Regions from separate parts of the Homo sapiens genome. Here region 1 is linked to region 2. A link is a loop called in an ENCODE intact Hi-C map of the cell type or tissue named here. Cell type or tissue: PC-9. All regions are shown on one strand. Links, peaks and the distances in the headings refer to the core of each region. The heading gives the core; the rest is flanking DNA.

Region 1 (10,500 bases), core at 4,489-6,988, 59 kb before region 2:
TCCATTATTTCAATGGCATCAAAACTTGCTATATAAAGAACGACTTTGCATAAATTTGATGTGAATTCTTATATTGAAAGATTAGTTTGAATTTTTGCAGATGATACATCTGTGCTATCTTACCCCAATTTCTTTCTCAGTATTTCTTAAAAGATGTTGCTTAAAATAAAATCAACTGAGCTATCATCACACCTCCATATAGAAGACATAGAAATTTTGTATGATTTGATTGATAAATCAGCTTGTTAATATTCATTTAAAAGCTCTTTTACCTGGATCTTATTTCTTTCTTTGTGCGCTTATCTAGACTTTTTAAAATTTCCTTTTTTGTACTCTTGCATTTTAAGTCCCAGAAGCTCAGTCTATTTAAAAATGCTTTGTCCACACTTTCTCTTGTACCTGAAACTGAACACACAAACACACCTGTGTACACACATATTGCCCTGTCTAAAACCTCATCCGCTTATTTTAGAATTTATATTATGGATGTATTGATTACTTCTTCTCAAGCTCTCTTGAAACTAATATATGTTGTAGAAGAAACACCATTGTGGAAAAGAGCACAAAAGGAAAAGAAGAAAAGAACCACTACTTGGAATATGTAGTAACAGTAATCAGTTAAGTATGAATCATATCCATTCTAAGGCAGTTGAAAAAATGTGTGTAAATGCTAAAGGGAAACATAAACAGTACTTTAAGCAAATGTATAGATGAAAATATCAGGCAATTATAAACAATTATAAATTTATCATAAGTTTTCAATTCTCATCTGTTGTTTTGTTTCACCTATACAGTGTTTAAATTTAATTAAACCTAAAGAAAATAAAACAGGATAAATTACTTTAAAATTTGAAAATTCAGTTTCTCTTGAAAACAGAAAGATCTGGTATTATTTGACACGAATTCTCCATGACAACGACTAACTAAAGCTGAATAGATGCTTCCTTTGGTATACGGGACAGTTTCCACAGTCCCCACCCCCCCATCAAACCCCTAATCTAACCTACTTCATTCATTCCCCTTACTTGCCTGGTCCCTATAAGCATGAGATTTTTCTGCTCCTACCAACACCTGTCTTCAAAACTTCTTCTGTATCTCCTATATTTTGAAATCTTGATGACAGCTTTTTTTTTTAACAATTACAATTTAATGTATTAAACTGATAAGACTTAGGTTAAAATGAATCTATAACCAAAAAGACCATGCACAATAAATTCTCAGTATTTTATTTTTAATATATTTCTTAACATATTAAAAACAAGAATTTACTTCTTATAGTTCTGGGGGCTGGAAAGTCCAAGATCAAGGTGCAAACAGATTTGGTGCCTGGTAAGGCTATGCTTTCTCATAGATGGTGTGTTCTGTCTCCACTCTCACATGGTGGAAGGGCCAAGGAGCTCCCTTGGGCCTCTTATATCAGGGCACTAGTCCCAGTCAGGAGGGCTCTGCCTTCATGACTAATCACTTCTGAAAGGCTCTGCCCCTTTATTCCCTTAATTTATATGTTTTAATTGACAGATGAAATTGTATTTACTGTGTACAAATATTTTGAAGTATATGAACATTGTGGAATGACTAAATCTAGCTAATTAACATATGCATTACCTTACATAGTTATCATTTTTGTGGTAACACTTAACATACACTCTCTTAGTGCTTTTCAAGAATATAATATATACAATATATTATTAACTATAGTTATCATATTGTACAATAGATCTCTTAAACATATTTCTCCTATCTAACTGAAATTTTGTATCATTTGACAAATATCTCTGTAACCCCCCCAGTACCCCCTGACCCTGGTAACCACTATTCTATTTTCTACTTCTATGAGATCAACATTTTTAGATTCTCATATAATGAGATCATGTGGTATTTGTCTTTCTGTGTTTGGCTTATTTCACTTAATGTAATGTTCTCCAGGTTCATCCATGTTGTCACAATGACAGGCTTTCTTTCTTTTTAAGGCTGAATAGTACTCCAGTTTGTATATATACCACATTCCTTTACCCGTTCATCTGTTGATGGACCCTTAGGTTGATTCCATGTTTGGCTATTGTGAATAGTGCTGTAATGAACATGGGAGTGCAGATATCATTTGACATACTGATTTCCCTTCCTTTGGATCCCAGTAGTGGAATTGCTGGATCTTATAGTAGTTCTATTTTTAATTTTTTGAGAAACCGCCATACTATTTCCATAATGACTGGACTAATTTACATTGCCACCAACAGTGTGCAAGGGTTTCCTTTTCTCCACATTATCTCCAACACTTGTTATCTTTTGTCGCTTTGATACAAGATGTGAGGTGGTATCTCATTGTAGTTTTGATTTGCAATCCCCTGATGATTAGTCATGTTGAGAATTTTTTCATATATACCTGTTGGCCATTTATATGTCTTCTTTTGCAAAATGTCTATTCAGGTCCTTTGCAAAATTTTTAATCGAGTCATTTTGTTTTCTTGCTAATAAATTCCTTATATATTTTGGATATTGACCCCTTATCAGATGTATAGTTTGCAAATATTTTCTCCATTCTGTAGGTTATCTCTTCATTCTGTTGGTTGTTACCTTTGTTTTATAGCAGCTTTTTAGTATGATATAATCCCATTTGTCTATTTTTGTTTTTATTACTTGTGCTTTTGAGGTTATATCCAAAAATTCATTGCCTAGGTCAATGTCATAGAGCTTTTTCACTATGTTTTCTTCTAAAGTTTCACAGTTTTGAGTCTTACATTTAGGTCTTTAATCCATTTTGAGTTGATTTCTGAATATAGTGTGAGATAGGGTTCAGAAGTCTGGGCTGCTGGAGGGCTGCCTATAGCTAAGGGCTGTCCAGAATCTAGGGCTGCTGTTGTCGGCCCAGAAGTGGTGCAGGCCAGAGATTGAGTCCACCACACAAGGCTGAAGCCTTAGGGTTATATGGTCCCACCTGGCACCAGGGTCAGTCTAGAGGCTCAATCCATGGATACTGGTCTGTAGTTTGGACTGTGGGGATCTGCCTGGTGCTGGGTGGTAAGCCCAGTGTTGGGGTAAAAGTCAATGTTCTGTATTCACTTCCCTCTCTTTGCCCCAAGCTGATGGTATCTCTCTCAGCCACTATGCTGCTTAGGTTTGGGGAGGGGTGTCTTGGGTAATATAAAATTGTTCTTCGGACCCTCTTCCATGTGCCTTTTATTGGGCTACAGCCACATTTTCATAGCTCTTGTGAAGGTATTTTCATATGTGGGTAGTTGTTCAAATTGATATTTCTATGGTGGGATGAGCCCTGGAGAGTTCTACTCCACCATCTTGCTCCCAGATTGTCCCTGAAGTCAGCTTTAATACTCCCTTCTCCCTCGCTGCCTATGTCCAGATGATCATCAGATCATTTCAGGCCCACATCTAAAACAAATCCCTATTTCTGTCCTTCCTTTATCTCCAAAGTCCCCATCCAGTTTTTTCACTTTGCTCATCTAAATGGCTTTCACAGACCACCAACTAAACGTGATTTTCAGGTTTCCCTGCAACCTCTGATCTATTGCTTCAGTGTCCTGATTGTGTCATTCTCTTGCCTAAAATTGTGCTTCCACCATTGCTTATGATAAACACTGTAGCATGGCTTTTAAAATCTTACATGGTCTTCCTACCTGTACCCCCAATTCATCTGTCAGCTCTCACCTCCCAAGTCTCTGCTCCCATCACTCTGCTCCAGCTGTGTGAATGAGTCATCCCTCCTTGCTCAAGCTACTCTACCTGCTCTCGCTACCTGAAAAGTCTATCTTTTTCTTTCCTTCTCCGCCTCTTCCACTTCCTCTCTTTTCCTTTTCCTTCCCCACCAGACAAAATCGTTATTCCTTCCTAGAATATCATATCCATGATGAGGCTTCTCCTAAAATCCCAAGCTGGAAGTATTTCTTCTTCTGGAAGTATTTCTGCTTTTGTATTCCCACAGTTCTTAGCTTTTATATTTTTAAATGACTCTTAAGAATTTCCTTGCACTTAAACTATATGTCAGATGCTTTCATTGGAGTGTAAATTCCTTGAGGCTAGGCACCATATCATAACATGTTTTAATTCTTTTAAAACTTCGTAAGTCGCTTGTTCACAGTGATAATAGATTCCTGAACATTTACTTAGATTCACACACTGTGCATAACATTTTACAAGCATATCTCATTTGTCCTTCACAAAGCTCAGGGTCTCTTATTTTACAGAAAAGGAAAATGAGGCTTTGAGATGTCTATTAACTAGCAAAATGTCCTAACATTAGCAGATGGCAGAACAAAGATTGAAAATCAGATTTTCCTAATCCAAAGACTATGCCCACTAAACTATATTCTGTGCTATGCTGAAAAAGAATTAGTTCATTTAAATATAAATATAACTTTGACCAAAGTGTCAAATAGGCACTAAACAAGTGTGAAAATAGGCACAAATCAGTATTCAGTCTTGAAAAAATACTTCTTTGAAATATTTTCCGTATGTTGGACAATTTTCTAACTGAAAGCAATATAGGATTAATAAAACGTTTCAACTTTAAGGTCAACATTTATGTCATAGCTAGTTAATTGGTAGCTTAAATGAAAAGCCATCCTATAGATGCAAATCTTGACAAGATCACACATTTAAGTTAATGGTAACTGACATGTCATATCCAAGTAATAAGGGAGTTCCCTCATCAAGTCTCCAGAGGTCATTAAAGAAAAGATCTTGTAACAGGTTAAAAAAAATAAAAGAGAGAGAATAGAACATTTTAAGTATATATTCTTATTAAAGATATTGACAACAAATGGATATGTATTATGTACCATGAGAAGAAAAGAATATTAGATCTTACTTGAGACAATTCAAATTAATTTCCTTGGGGAAATAATGAAATCTAAAGCTGCAAATCTCATTGAATAGATAAGAGAATGAGAAAATGGGAGATAACTTGTTTAGGGGCAAAAATCTAGTCACATTTTAAGCTCAGCCTAAAATGCAAGTTTTACGATTCCTAATTCAGATGTCATGCTGCTGTTCCTCTCTGATATTCTTATATGTTAAGTGTGCCAATGACAATATGTCTTCAGCAGTAGAAAAAGATGTGATGTAAGCTGTTTGCATTTTTTAAGTGATGAAGGTAGCTATCAAATCATTCACAGAAGTGGTCTATGCTCACTGTCTCTCGTTTCCTTCCTCCCACTATCTCCTTAACTCATTTCAATCAAATGTTCGCCTCCACCATGCCACCAAAGCCATGTTGCTCAATCCAGTAGTCATTTCTCACTTCTCAACTAACCTGGCCTCTCTGTACTTATGGGCACAGTCTCTCAGCATCACCATTATCAGGCACTCTGCCCCTGCCTCTTCCGGCAGGCTGGACATTGAAGATCAGGCTGGTATGCAAGAGAATGATGCAAGGATATAACACAGTGTGAATTGAGCATCAGCAGAATCTGCTAGAACTATTTTTGGATGGAATCATTTAGGCAAAAGGCAACAGAATTTTGCATTTAGTCAATCCAAGCTTTCTTCCAACACAAAATTGTTCCAAGACTAACATCTCTAACTTGGTCTCATCTTGGCATTAAATAACCTAAGTGCTAAACCCCTTTTCTTTTTGGCTTCCCTCAAGGAAACAATTCCATCATGAATACACCCAGCCTGACTTTCAGAATTTAAAAATGTTTCATATTAGTCTCCTAGATTTTCACTTACATCTTAGAAGATTCTTTAGAAATTCTCACAGCCCTAGTTTCCTCAGCTAGAAAACAGGGATAATGTTAGCATGTCTTTCATATAACTGTTGTGAAGATTATATACAGTGATTTATATAAAGCATTTAGCTTAATGCATTAATAATGCTAGATTTAATTGTACTCATTAGACTTTGCTGGGATGGTAGGTTAGTTATCTCTTTTAAGGTAGTACGTGTTCTTTAAAGCTCTAAACTCTTCAATTCCCCTGGGTTTTGCACCAGTTCTTTGCTCTACCTCATTGAATAAAAATTGTCTGTGTCCATTAGCTTAGCTCAGAGTGTGAGTCACCGGAGAATGAGTCAGGTGTTCCATTACCATGTGCCCTTTATATAATGCTAAGTTCCTTCACAGCTTTAGCTCAGATACCAGTCAATCTCACAAAAGTTTGTCTGTCTCAAGGGCTAAGAAATATTCTTTATTATATACTATAGTAATACTATGTGCTATTCTTAGAAATTAGAAGCATGAAAAAAGACAGACAAAAATCTACCTTTATGTCTTTATAGGAGCTTACATGCATATAGAGAAGAAAGACAATTAAAAACACAAATAAGGACAATATACAAATTTGACTCGTGTTCTGGCTCTATTTTAGACTTGTTAAATTTGAAGTGCCCACTAGACATCCAAATAGGCAGTTAGATATCTGAACTGATGAGCAGAAGTGGCTAAAGAGCTCAGAGGCAAAGTCTGGACAAGAGATATAAACTTGTAGGTCACAAATATATACATAACATTGAAAGCTACCACAGTAGTAGGAAAATTAGGAGGTAAGTATATACAGAAAAAAAGAGATAACCTGGGAAATCCAATACTTGGAGATCTGAAAGTAAGAGATAAACCAGCAAAAGGAACCAAGAGGGATTGGCCAGCAAGTTAGGAGGAAAAACATGTTGCCAGTCAAGGACAAGCTTTGCCTGGACTACACCCAGCCAATGATTGGGCATGGTCAAGGCTCCACTTGTGACCACCAATCATCCTGCCTGAATAGCCTACTCTTGCTTGAAGACTCTCCATTGGTCTAGCTGAGATTTTCTCTGAACTGTGCTATGGTCTGAGGTTTCTCCTTCCTTTCTCCTTTCACAAGTGCCAAACCTACCTCGTGGTCTGAAAGTTCTTTCTTCCTACTCCTGTTCACTCCCCCTTGGTCCTTCATAGGTGTTGGCCTGTCTTGGTGTCTGCTTTTCATGCTTTTCAGACCAGACCCAATAATTTGGTTTTGTTCGTTTTTTTTAGAGTCAGGGCCTCACTCTGTTGCCTGAGCTGGAGTACAGTGGCATGACCATGGCTCACTGTAGCCTCAAATTCCTGGCCTCAAGTGATCCTCCCACCTCAGCCTCCTGAGTAGCTAGGACTACAGGTGTGTGCCACCATGCTCAGTTATTTGTTTTTAATTTTTATACATACAGGGTCTCGCTACATTGCACAGGCTGGTCTAAAACTCCTGGCCTCAAGTGATCCTCCCACCTCAACCTCCCAAAGCTCTGGGATTACAGGCATGAGCCACCATGCCCAGCTCAGTCTAGGATAATTTGAAGGCTTGTGTTTTGCATTATGTTTTAGAGATTTCCCAGGGGATTCCGTTCCAGTCATCCACTGTGCTTTTGTAGTACAGTATTGCTGGGTCATGATCTTTTCAAAATATAAATCAGATATGACTTTCCAGCTTGAAATCCTCATAGTAGGAAAAAAATGCAAGAACTACCACATGTAACGTTATGGCTATATGTCTTTATTAATGATCTCTTCCCTTTTCTGTATCCTTCCCCCTTAACTACCCATTTCCTTTGTGCCTTCCAATAAACTTCTTGCATTTAAAACTTTGTCTCTGGGGAAATTTCTACTAAGATATTACAGAAAGAATAATGATCAAAATGTTTACAGTGTTTTTCAGCAGTAACTTAGGAGTGTTATTGTTTTCAGGGTTCCAGGTAAGTAGAAACGCCTGCATACTAGCTATTAGACAAGTAAGTGGAAATTTCTAATGGCCACCGATCCACATAGCCATAAAGTTGCCTGTGCTCACTCAAGTAGTTTCGGAGATTTCCATGTTTCCAATCCCAGGAGCCATTGGAACAACAGATGGCTAAAATATTTTGAGGTTTATTTACCTGCAGAGACTGTGCAGTTAATGAAAAAAAGGTTAGCAAGTGAACCTAATGCTGGAGTGCACATCTGGATGGAAGCTTTGGACAGCTGGGCATGGATCAATTCTGTTGTCAAAGAATTGAGGATTGTTGTAACTTTCCCACAAGGCATCTGTGGAAGTCCCCTGTTTCTAAAAGTTTTGGCCCTAGCCTTAGACCCTGTGCTCTTGTTTGTCAACACTTGCCCTTCACTAATACTCTCAATCCACTGTTAGGTTAAACTAGGATTCAAAAGCCTCCCTCTGTGGGCACCACTGATAACTCTCTAAGACCCTGAGTTTTAATCAGCTCTTCATAATCCAGCCATGCATTCTCTAGAGAGAGAAACTTTCTCATACCACCCAGCTTCATCTTGGGTCCCTTGTTAAACTATAAAATAATTTAAAACAAGGTAAAAAAAAACTAAATTAGGAAGCTAAATCTTCTTAAGAACTCAGCAATTCTACTTCTAAGAATTTATGTAAAGACAATAGAATCAAGGAAGGTCAATATTATTTGTACAGCAAGAAAGGGCAACATAAATGCTTAAAAATATGATATATGTTAACTGAATTATTATATAGCCAAATGATTAAAATTCTACACAGTCAAGCATGGTGGCGTGCATCTGCAGTCCCAGCTACCCTGGAGGCTGTGGCAAAAGGATCACCTGATTCCAGGAGTTTGAATCCAGTTTGGACAATGCAGTGAGAACTTGTCTCTCTCTGTTTTTTGTTTGTTTGTTTGCTTTGTTTTGTTGTTGTTGTTGTTGTTTTGAGACAAAGTCTCACTCTGTTGCCTAGGATGGAGTTCAGTGGCACAATCTCAGCTCACTGTAACCTCCGCCTCCCGGTTCAAGCGATTCTCCTGCCTCAGCCTCCTGAGTAGCTGGGACTAGAGGCATGCACCACCATGCCCAGCTATGGTATTTTTGTTTTTTGTTTTGTTTTGTTTTTTGTATTTTTAGTAGAGATAAGGTTTCACCATGTTGGCCAAACTCCTGACCTCAAGTGATCTGCTGGTCTCAAGCTCCTGACCTCAAGTGATCTCCCTGCCTCGGCCTCCCAAAGTGCTGAGATTACAGGTATGAGCCACCACACCCGGCCTGAGAACTTGTCTCTTAAAAAAACAAAAATGAGAAAAAAATACTACACCATTACTGAAAACATGAAATAATATTCATGATATACTACTGAGTTAAAAAAAAGACAAAATATAAATAGAATTCTAAGGAAAATATCTTTTAAAGTATATTATATAGAGGCCAGGAGTTTGAGACCAGCCTGGGCAACATAGCAAGACTCCATCACTAGGAAAAGCTAAAAAATTAGCCGGGTGTGGTGGTGTTACCTTGTAGTTCTAGCTACTTGGGAGGCTAAGGTGGAAGGATCTCTTGAGCCCAGGAGGCTGAGGATGCAGTGACCTATGATCATGCTACTGCACTCCAGCCTAGACAACAGAGTGAGACTCCATCTCGTAAAATAAATTAAATGTTAAAAGCATATTATATAGTTATATATCTGCATGTTTATTTCTGCATATGGAGAAAGAAAAGACTAGAAGGATATCACAAATAGTTATTTCTAAGTTGTAGAACTCTTAGTGATTTTCCTCTCTATCTTTTTCTGAAGTTCTCAATTTTTTGATGATGAATATGATTCTTTCAACATAAGGCAGTAAAAATGGGCAAATACTAGTTTAAGAGAAGAGAAAGAAATTCTCAATGTGCTCCAAAGACAACTGACATGACTTTGATCTGGATGGGGTGGGGTGGGGCCTGGAGCCAGGGGTCAGGCATCTATGCCAGAGAAGCCGAAGGAGAGAGGTTTCATTAGCATTTCCTTTCTGTGTCCTGACATCTGCAGGGCCTGAGGGAAGCTGTGGTTACTCTGCCCAGCGATAGAAGAATTTGTGACAGATGCAAGGGATCATCAAGTACCTTCTGTGTTCTAGGAGAAACAAATCTGCTAAAGGGAGCTGATGTAAACCCCTGACCCCGAAATGAAAGGACAGCAGAGAAAGATTCCAGTCAGCTCTGCTGCCACGTTCTTCAGAATGAATGAGATTAATTCTTTTAAAGTCATATAAACAAAGGCTTTGTGCTGTTACTCCACAAACAAATGTGAAATTCCAGAAGCTGAGCTTTGCGCACACCTACCTGTAAACCCCACACTTGGCTTTAATCTTGGATTAAGAGCTGTCAGGCTTGGTGCTTTGAGCTAGTCATTTAACCTCCTGGTGCTTTCCAGTGTGATGTTTGGAAAAGTCCAGCAATTATTCTGCCCTTGCTGTTGGAGAAGTTGTGTCGCAAGGTGGGAACATAGCTGCAAAATGTAGAACTGTCTGATATGGTCTGGATCTGTGTCCCCACCAAAATCTCATATGGAATTATAATGCCCAGTGTTGGAGGAGGGGCCTGGTGGGAGGTGATTGGATCATGGGGATGAATTTCCCCTTGCTATTCTCATGATAGTGAGTGTGTTCTCATTAGACCTGGTTGTTTAAAAGTGTGTAGCACCTCCCCCTTCACTTTCATCCTTCTTCTCTGGCCATGTAAGACGTGCCTCCTTCCCCTTTGCCTTCCACCGTGATTGTAAGTTTCCTGAGGCCTCCCCGGAAGCAGAAGCCTGTATAGCCTGTAGAAAGTG
Region 2 (10,500 bases), core at 4,797-7,296:
CTCCCATTCCCACATTCTGCTCCTTCTGCCCCCAATACTCTTCTCCTGTCACCTCACTAACTCTTACTTACATGAGGTTGCAGCCTAATGCTCATCTTCTCCAGAAAGTCCTGAGCTCCCCTACAGATGTGATTGTGCACCCCTCTAGTGTGCTCTCAGAGCTCTCTCTAGAGCTGTCACAAAGCACTTGCCCTATGTTACTGCTGTTGCTCATTAGGTGTCTGCTTCTCAGCTAGCCCACATCATTATGACAGGAGAGATCAAGTCTATTTTATTAATTTTAATATCCCTACCTCTTAGGATAGTTTCTGGGACAAAGAGGGTATTTAAATTGTGTTTCTTGAATAAATGAATGAATGAACTTAAATAATTTTTCAAATTCTTAGTGATCCAGGTAGTATATTTAGAATTAGATACCAAACTAGTATTTATGCTCTACTACAGTTCGGAGGTGTTTACTTACTAATTTCACGCTATTAATTTATTCAGTGAATGCTATATTAAGTGTAAGAGTACATGCCAGGTGCAGTGGCACACGCCTCACAAAGTGCTGTAATCCCAGCACTTTGGGATTACAGGCCGAGGCGGACGGAGCACGAGGTCAGGAGATTGAGATCATCCTGGCTAACAAAGTGAAACCCCATCTCTACTAAAAATACAAAAAAATTAGCCGGGCATGGTGGCGGCTGCCTGTAGCCCCAGCTACTCGGGAGGCTGAGGCAGGAGAATGGCATGAACCCAGGAGGCAGAGCTTCCAGTGAGCCAAGATGGTGCCACTGCACTCCAGCCTGGGTGACAGAGCGAGATTCAGTCTCAAAAAAAGAAAAAAAAAAAAGAGTACAAGTAACCACTGAATATAACTTTAGAGCTTATAAAACACGTCACTCCTTAATCCAAAATCCTATCCTAAACATTAGCAACTTTATAACCTCATTTTAAAAGATGAAATTGTTTCCTTCCTTCTTTCTTTCCTTTCAATTCAGTTGGAAAGTCCTGCCACAAGGGAGGCATTGAGGAGGGTGGGAAGGCAGGGACTGGGACCTGACAAGGAGGGATTTCAAATGGGCCAGCAGACCAATGGGGTTAGGTGTTTGACTATGAGCAGGGTTTAGGCAAATAAGTAAACATATTAAAGATAATGGGAGCCAAATTACTGCTGAAGAAGGGAAGAAAGAAGGAGGGGATGAGAATGAACCCTGTGGTATGAACTAGACCTAGAGATATCACTGTAAACTCATGGTTTTCAATATAAAACTCTGGGACAGGAACAACTTTGCAGGTTTGAGAAACAACAGGAGAGCCTTTGTGGCCAGAACATAATGAGCAAGGCGGAGAGTAGAAAGAAAATGAAGTCTGGAGTTTACCAGGACCTATTAAACCAGACTCTCAGTAAATGAAACCAAGAATTTATTTCACAAGTTATTTTTAAGCACTTAAAAATGTAAGATTAGCCAGGTGTGGTGGCACGTGCCTAGAACTCAGTTGCTATGGAGGCTGAGGCAGGAGGATCACTTGAGACCAGGAGATAAGGCTGCAGTGAGCTATGATTGTGCCACTGCCCTCTAACCTGGGCAACAGAGTGAGACCTCATCTCTAATATAGTAATAATAATTTTTAAATGTACAGTTTCCTATACTAAAGAAGGACCTTAAAATATTAACACAATTAATATTTCTAACTTTAATGACATCAGAAATAATGTAAATAAGAAACTAGGAAACCAAGGGGAATAAATTGAATTCAGTCAGCATTAAATGGAATGGCACAAGCTAGCGATTCTTGATCATTGGTGTTTTCCGTTGTAGAGCCATTTTCAAGGATTTAAATCCCAGCACAAAAGAAATAAAAAGTTTACTATTTTTTTCTTAAAAGAATATTAACATAATTCTAGATAATCTGCTCTTGGGGTTGCTATTTATACTAAGTTGTATAGATAGAAAAGTTTATATCAGTAATTTGAATGGTAAATACCATTGTCGTGACTACATAACTCTACATTCTTCCTTTAGCAGTTAAAAACTATACTAATATTATCGAGAATAAATGTTCCTGATAAAATCTTATAAAAACTAAAGTTTTTAAACTAACATTTGCATTTATTTATTATTTGTAGTTAGAGGAGCCAAGAGAAATCTTAACCAATTTGCATAGGAACATGCAAACTAAGAGAACCTGCTTATTGGGAGGCCGAGGGGGGCAGATCACAAGGTCAGGAGTTCAAGACCAGCCTGGCCAACATGGTGAAACCTTGTCTCTACTAAAAATACAAAAATTAGCTGGGTGTGGTGGCGCGTGTCTGTAATTCCAGCTACTCGGGAGGCTGAGGCAGGAGAATCGCTTGAACCCAGGAGGCAGAGGTTGCAGTGAGCCGAGATTGTGCCACTGCACTCCAGCCTGGGTGACAAAGCAAGACTCAGTCTCTAAATAAATAAATAAATAAATAAATAAATAAATAAATAAACCTGCTTAACAACTATTAGAAAAACTCTCTAACAACTCTTTTGTGCTCAGGTTGAAAATCCTTTGACTTGGCAACCCAATCACAAGTGATGACCAAAATTGACTGGAGAAATGTTGCCTTCTTTCAATTAAAAAAATTTACCTTTGACTGATTGTCATGATCATTCTATTTTGGAAAAGTGTCACTGCAGTGATTGAAAACATGTTACGAGAGAAATGATTACCCACTGTATCAGTAAGGGTCTTGGCAGAAAACAGATGGCATACTCCAACTGAGTGATTTGGGATCAGTTTAATAAAGAGACTCTTTACAAAAGTGTGGGCAGAGTTTAGCAAAATCAGCAATACAGAACCCCAGGAAGAGCAACATCTTCAAGATCTGAGAAGGCAAAGGGAGGAAGTGGTTTAGAATCCAGAGAAAGTAGGTGTGTCTGGCAGGAGCAGGGACACAGCCAACCCACAGCCCAGCAGGGAGGTACCAGGGCAATACATACCCCAACCTCATTCTCCTCCCGCCTTCTGTCTCCCCATGGACTGAACCTCTCCTGAAACTGGAGAGCTCACTGAAACACACCATGCAGCTCAGCCTTCCATGACAAAGAGCAGAGAATATCCAATTGAGCTCCCTTCCCAAAGATCAGAATGATAAGAACTTTTCTTACATTACATAGTGTGCCCTACTTTTCCACAGAAATAGGACCAGGTTGTCTTTCTTGGGAGGCAAGACAACAGCCTCCGGATCACACATTTTCCCTGTCTTTTTGATCCATTTTCATAGTGATCATTCATGAGTCATTTTACTGATTTTGGTCATTCATCATCCATGTGCTCTTTGCTTGGTATCAGCCACCAGGCCTTTGTTAAAATGTCCACCTTCTCCCCCTGCAGCCTATTTGTTTGGGAACAGCTGCTGCCACACAAGACTTTGGGTGGGGTATGGCATAGGACTTTGATTATTATAATCACATCCTTCAACTACAGTTGACTTTTAGGGATACGTCTGGTCTAACTGATCCAAACAGACTGAATCCTATTGACTACTGGGTAAAGAGACACACACTGTCTCCCCCGCCTCACCTTCCACCCCAACCCCCTGCCTCAGTTTGAATGAGCAAGCCTCGGGGATACAAGAGGAGATGCTTGCTGAAAATAGAAGCAACACCAAGAAATTAGAACCAAAAAGGAAAAAAGAAAAACATCTTATCCTTACAAAATCAAGTTATTCCTGCCACCGTTCTTTTTTTAAAAATGAGGCAAAAAGTGCTCTTTATTGTTTGGGTCTGCTTTTCTGTTGTTCATCACTGAGAAACGTCTTATCAACACAATTGACTGTATCATACCTCTGTCAAGGCCTCTTGGTGCTTCCCAAAGAAGTAACTACTTTCTAGGTATTCACAATTAAAGTTATTGAAAACACCTGCTCATAGCATGTCATTAATAAACTTTTAGCAGCTTACTGAGAATCCTCAATGTTTATATGTTAATACCTGAAATTAGTTTACTTAGAAGAAATGTTTGGATTAGCCAATAATAATCTAATGAGATAATGAAAATATTACTCCTTCTACCTTTTGCAGATATTTCCCAAGGTGTTGCTATGTACTGGACAATGGGGACTTAAAAATGATTAAGATATAAAGTCATCAGAGAGTTCACTTGAATTAAGCAGAGACACATCATGAAGCTCACTTTACAAAAAGTGATATAATATTATAATTGAAATATATACCAGTTGCTAGAGGACCCCCCCCCCCAAAAAAAAAGGGAGCTGTTAATTGCAAGAAGTCTGGTAAGGCTTTATAGACATGGTGCCTTGTAAGCAGAACCTTCAAGTACACACAGGATCTTTGACAAGGAAGTGACAATGCAAGCCACACAGGTAGCATGAACAAAGGCACAGTCACCTGAGGCGGTTCAGTGTGACTTCTGTAAAGGCAGAGTAGCAAAGTGACTAAGGAGTGCTTAGTTCCACCCTGGCACTCCATCCTTAGCTAGCTACGTGATCTCAGGCAAGTCATTTAACTTTTTCTTTGTATCACCTTCCTCATGTGCAAAACAAGACTAATAGTAGTTTCTTGTTCATACTTGTCCCACAGTTCATTTAAGTAAGTTCTATTACAATTAAAGTACCCATCACTCAAAAAATGCTATTACTCGGAGGGAGATCATTGATTAGGCTGGAAAGGAAGACTGGTGCCAGACTGTGAAAATTCTTATGAAGTCTGCTAAATAATAGATTTTATATAATGTAGTTTTATATAATATAGTGGGTTTTAGATCAGATAATGTATGCACCAGACATCAAAGGTTTTAAATAGACATGAACAGGTTTGTATTTTAGAAAAAGAATTGTGACAGGGTGACTCTTGAAATTGGATGCGGAGAAATTGAAAGCAGGGAAACTGGAATATTACAACAGCCCTTAGATGATAAAGGATGCAGCCTGAATCAGGACAGTGATAGGAGAGGTGGAGAAGAAGTGACAGAAATTCAAAAGTGAAGGATCGAGCATGGTGGCAAAGTTTCTGGTGGATGATAATACCTTTAATAAATAAAGATCAGAAAAGAAGGAAGAGGGCTGGAGGAGGAAACAATAAGCCCAAGTTTTGGACCTGCTAGATGTTAGTTGTCTATATGCCAAACAAATGAAAAATTCTAGAAGCTGTTGGAAAAATGAGTTCAAGAGGGAGTCCCAGGCTGTAGACTGATAGATGAGAATCAACTACAAATACATTACAGCTAAAGAAAGGGAGATGATGTGCCTGCCCAACAACGAGGCTAGAACCCCAAAAAACACTAACGCAAATAGAAAGAAGAGTCAGCAAAGACTTAAAAGTAACCACCAGTGTGGGAGAATGTGAAGTGGAAGAGAGTCGTGATCTCAAAAGCAAGGGAGGAAAAAGCTTCAAGGAGCAACCTTTAGAAATTAAGGGTTTACAGAGATGGCACTTAAGATGCATAATGACAGAAGGACACCACTGCTAACAGGAATCATTTTTAAACCCAGAGAGAAGTTTCAGAGATGTGATAGAAGCTGCACTCAGACTGCAGTGGCTAATGGCAAAGAGAAAAGTGAGGACCTGGACCAGGTTGAAGGATCCACTCTTTCAAAGAGCTGGTTGGCAACTCTCCCAGGCTTCCCTCACTTTGAAATTCCACTGACCTTAGTGTCAGACCATATTATAACCACACAATGTGTGTAATAGGGCTGTGTTGTTGGCTGGCACTCCTCAAAATGGATCTTTTATAATCAGAAAGCCTTGTTTTTGAAAAGCCAGGCAGTTACAGACAGCATTTTGTTTGACTTTTCAAGAACTTTTCCTCTATTCCCCTTGTAAGAATTTTACTCAGGACAAGTAGCAGTGATTTAACAGTTACATTTCCAGTTTCTGAAGGCAGACAATAAAACACTGATGAGGTCTTATTCATTCATGGGTCATCATCAGGAAATAGTGAATGCTAAGAAGAGTTTTAGGCAATTCAAGCAATATAGAAGTTGTCCGTATATATATTAATACCTTCTTTCATATTTATTATGGCTCTGGAAAAGAGAGGTCAAAGCTTATTTCCAAAGTTACCTTGTTAACCTTCAAATCCATCTTTGGATATAAGAAAGAGATAAATATTTGCCCCAATATATAAATAGATAAGTAGAATTTCAGAAGATCCAGAAGGAGCTCAGTGTCCAGAGTTTACAACAGAGATTTCTGGGCATGATTATTGAAGCATTAGAGCAGTGTCCATCAAAGTGTGATCCATGAACCACTTGTATCAAATTTAGGTTAGGTCCCTTTTTTTAGAAATGCATATTCCTGAGGTCCCTTTTAGATCACTGATCTCCTTCTCTGAAGGCATACCTTGAACTCTGAATTTTTAAAAAATGTCACAGGAGATTCTGATGTATCTCAGCAGTTCAAAAGTATTTAAAGATCTCCAGTGACTCAACAAGGACAGAGTACTTATTGAGCATCTACTAAATGCCAGTTATTTGCTAGTCACTTCAAACAATGTCAATACGTATAACACTTTTCCTAGCCTAAAGTAGTTTTACTACAGTTGAGTATTATTGTCTTCCCTGTTCATAACCCCTAGATTTGGGGTAGCATTATCACACAGCCCAGCTGATTGGACCAGGAATACAACTGGACAGCTGACCAACAATTCTCTCTGTGTATCAATAATTTGAAATAGGACACAGAAACTGTAGGTGGTTGGTGATGAATGCTGAAGCTGATCAATTAGGAATAGATTTTTGGTTAGTGGCTGTGGTGAGCCATATGCAAAGGGAGCCAGCAGGAGTATCAAATCAAGAAAAAGAGAAGGATGGAGGAAACTCACAGAGAGAAGCAGTCCTTGAGAGCCAGGGAAAAAGGTCTTAGTTCCTGATAACTTTCTAGTTTCCCCAAGGCCCTACTGCCACTGCTTCCATGAGATTCCCTATATCCTTACATTAAAACTTGTGCTCAGGCCAGACATGGTGGCTCATGATTGTAATCATAGAACTTTGGGAAGCCGATTGCCTGAGCTCAGGAGTTCGAGACTAGCCTGGGCAACACAGTGAAACCCCGTCTCTACTAAAATACAAAAAATTAGCCAGGTGTGGTGGCGTGTGCCTGTAGTCCTAGCTACTCTGGAGGCTGAGGCAGGAGAATTGCTTGAACTCGGGAGGCGGAAGTTGCAGTGAGCCAAGATCACGCCACTGCACTCCAGCCTGAGCAACAGAGCGAGACTCTATCTCAAAAAAAAAAAAAAAAAAAAGAAAAGAAAAGAAAACTTTTACTCAAACTAGGTTGATTGGTTTTCTGCTGTCAGAGATTATAAGAGCCTTATGTGGAGCACCTAATGTGTAATTGAATAAATTAAGCACGTGCAATTCCATTCTTCTTCCCTATCGCAGTAAAAGGGAATCACTTTCTGGCTAGTTGTGTGAGCCAGAAATCTTGATATCATTTCACTCCCTCATCTCTCACATCCAATATCACCAAAAATTACTGATTTCAGCTCTGGTATTTCTCAGTGCTATTTATTTCTTTCCATAACTATTATCTGTTATCCTAGATTAGGCTACCTAAGTCCCTGCCTCAGGCACATTCTGGTCTACCCATAACCCACTCTTTGTCCTGCCCAGGTAGATATCTCCAAAATACATCTGAAAATCTGATCATATCCCCAGTACCCTATTGCCACACCAACCATCATCCAATGGTTCCCCATTGCATTTGGTATAAAGATCAACATCCTCAAAAGAGCCGACAAGGCCCAATGTGGTCTCACCTGACCCTACTCTTATCTTGAACCTTGTATTCTCTGTTCAACCCTCACTGGCCTTCTCCCAGGAGATAATACTTCCCATGCTTCTTTTCACCACAGCACCACTATGAATGCACTTCCTCAGTCTCTAACACTCCTGTCTCCCTATATGCCTAGGTAACTCCTCCTACTCATCCTCTGGACCTCATCTCCAGCATTTTTTCTTTTTTCAGGGAAGCCTTTTCTCATCTCTCTGACAAGGCCCAATATCTCTAGTGTAAATTGTCATGACACCGTGTGACTTAACTTTTTAGCACTTACCACGATTGCAACTTTAAAGTTGTGTGATAATCTAATCATCTAATAATTACCCATTAGGCTACCCAGTGTCTGTTTTGTTCACCAGTATGTCCCCAACACCCAGCACACTACCTGATACATAGTGAGTTCTCTGAAATACTTGTTAAATAAATTTTGAATGACTAGAATTGGTAAGAAAACAATCAGAAACAGTGCTTGACAACCAAATTTTTATTAACCAAAGCATAAGTTTGCCCAAGCTGGCGACCAGATGAGGAAAGTAGAAGATGGAAAAGTCAGGCATGCTTATGAAAGGTACTGATATGAATGAGGTAGAGACAACAGGGAGCTTGAGTTAGTTGGGACTTTGTTAGGTTATGGACCAAAATCATTTAGAAACTTGAGGTAAAATAGCAATCTAATGACAAACAGATGACAATCCACATGACAGGCAATCTGGATCATGAGCCAGAGCAGGACTACAACAAGACTTCTGACTAAGAGAAAATGTCTGGGTGAGGATACAGACAATTGAGTGAGAATGAAGTGAATGACCTGGGTTGTCAAGGAGCCAGACAGAACACCAGAGGAGATGCCGCTGGTGGAGCAAGATGAGAAACAGTAGAAAGGAATAGTTGCAGGGGGAGTCAGATCTTAATCTATACTTAGTATGTGCCAGGTAACTGTCTAAATGCTTGAAGGCACTATTTCATTTTAATTCTCACACTAATCCAATGAGGTAAGCAAGCTAAGTGTACCAGTTTTACAAACGAGAAAACTGAGGCCTGCCCAAGGTCAACACTTAGTAAATGGCAGCACCAAAGTTTGAACCCAGAGAGGCTGACTCTATACTTTTATCTACTATAGTATGCTCTTTTCTTTTTAAAATTTGGGACCAAAATGGCTTATTGATGAAGTTGGTTCTTGCCTTGGCTACAAAACGAGATCAGAAAAACAGTCTGTGAGAACAAAAGTAAGATGGGAGAAGCTTCTTATAAAATAGAATCAGAGGTCCCTAAATAGATCAAGAAATGAAATTATTTAATGTCATGTCATTTAATGAGCACTAAGTCATAGTTTTTAACAGTATAGAATCAGATAAATCTGGTTTCAAATACTGACCTAGATGTGTGGCTGTTACTTAAACTCTCCGACATTTGGTTTCTGTTCTTAATGGGACTATTAAAACCTGGCTCATAAAGTTGTTTAAAAGAAATGAGATAACGTATTTGAAAGTCATTAGTACAGAACTAAAGGATGTACTCGATAATTAATCAGAAAAGATATTTTACAGAACTGAGATATTTGTAGAGGTTGTTGAAGGGGGAATATGAAACTTCATTGTTGTTATACCCATGAACCAAATGGTTCATTACCAGTGATTTGACAGATACACATATGTGCATGGATAACCTTCTTATTAGCTAAATGTCTCCTGTGGGAAGACTAAAAATTCCACAGTGAAGGCTGTTGAATGGAGCTGATAACTCTGTAGTTACAATTTGCCCTAAGAAATGCTGACAGCTAAAGTGAACTCACCTTACGTGACACTCAGAATTCTCCAAGCAGCTTTAGAATTGGCTTTAGAACTATGTCTGAGAGTCAAAAGCTTTAAGGCTTCCATTTTCAAGCCATGCCTTAGAGCATACCCATAAGAGCTACTCTTCCATAAAGCAGTGAATCTGGCTTTGCAAGACTATCATGCTTATCTTTAAAAAACTGAAGAGTCTGAGGATTTTGAGGCAGACTCACCAGTGACATTGCAGCTCTTGACTTTGAAGATGGAGCTAATGAAAATATGAAAAGCATTCATCCTCAAACCTTTTAATAGACTTGGCACATTTTTGGAGGGCAATTTGGCAAAATCTATGAAAAAAATGTGATGCACATTTTCTATAATCCAGCAAACCAACTCCTAAGAATCTATTCTATAAAAATGTTTGCACAACCATGAAAATAAATATAAGTAAAAAAGTGTTTTGGGGCCGGGCACAGTGGCTCACGCCTGTAATCCCAGCATTTTGGGAGGCTGAGACAGGCGGATCACGAGGTCAGGAGATCGAGACCATCCTGGCTAACATGGTGAAACCCCGTCTCTACTAAAAATACAAAAAAATTAGCCGGGCGTAGTGGCAGGCGCCTGTAGTGCCAGCTACTCAGGAGGCTGAGGCAGGAGAATGGCATGAACCCGGGAGGCGGAGCTGGCAGTGAGCCGAGATTCCGCACTGCACTCCAGCCTGGGCGACTGAGCGAGACTTCATCTCAAAAGAAAAAAAAAAAAAGCGTTTTGGGAAATACTGTAATAAATGTCCATCAAAAGAGAAATGATTTTATAAATTAGGGTATCTACATTAAGTAAAATGCTATGGGGCTAATAAAAAAAAGAAAAAGACAGATATATGTCTACTGACCTGAAAATATTCTGTTACACTAAGCTTAAAAGGCTGCAGAACATCAAAAATACATAATGTAGTCTTTTTTGTTTAAAAT

The links. Hi-C counts contacts between places; a loop is a spot of excess contacts. Peaks named below come from ENCODE experiments on the same cell type or tissue, not always from the same donor. Only the 100,000 strongest peaks of a DNase experiment are listed, where the experiment ranks them.
Region 1: a loop joins it to region 2, with 7 times the contacts of the local background. A loop is called at or near these places in 1 of 110 quality-filtered maps.

What each region holds. Positions count from the first base shown.
Region 1 is chr5:145,489,920-145,500,419 of GRCh38, forward strand. It overlaps a transcript of PRELID2 not described here. Among named protein-coding and RNA genes, the nearest start is that of PRELID2, 340 kb to the right of the region's middle. In PC-9, for the core only: no CTCF peak of the experiment used is centred there; a DNase peak (open chromatin) is centred at 6,032; H3K27ac peaks cover 359 bases.
Region 2 is chr5:145,548,980-145,559,479 of GRCh38, forward strand. It overlaps a transcript of PRELID2 not described here. Among named protein-coding and RNA genes, the nearest start is that of PRELID2, 280 kb to the right of the region's middle. In PC-9, for the core only: no CTCF peak of the experiment used is centred there; no DNase peak of the experiment used is centred there.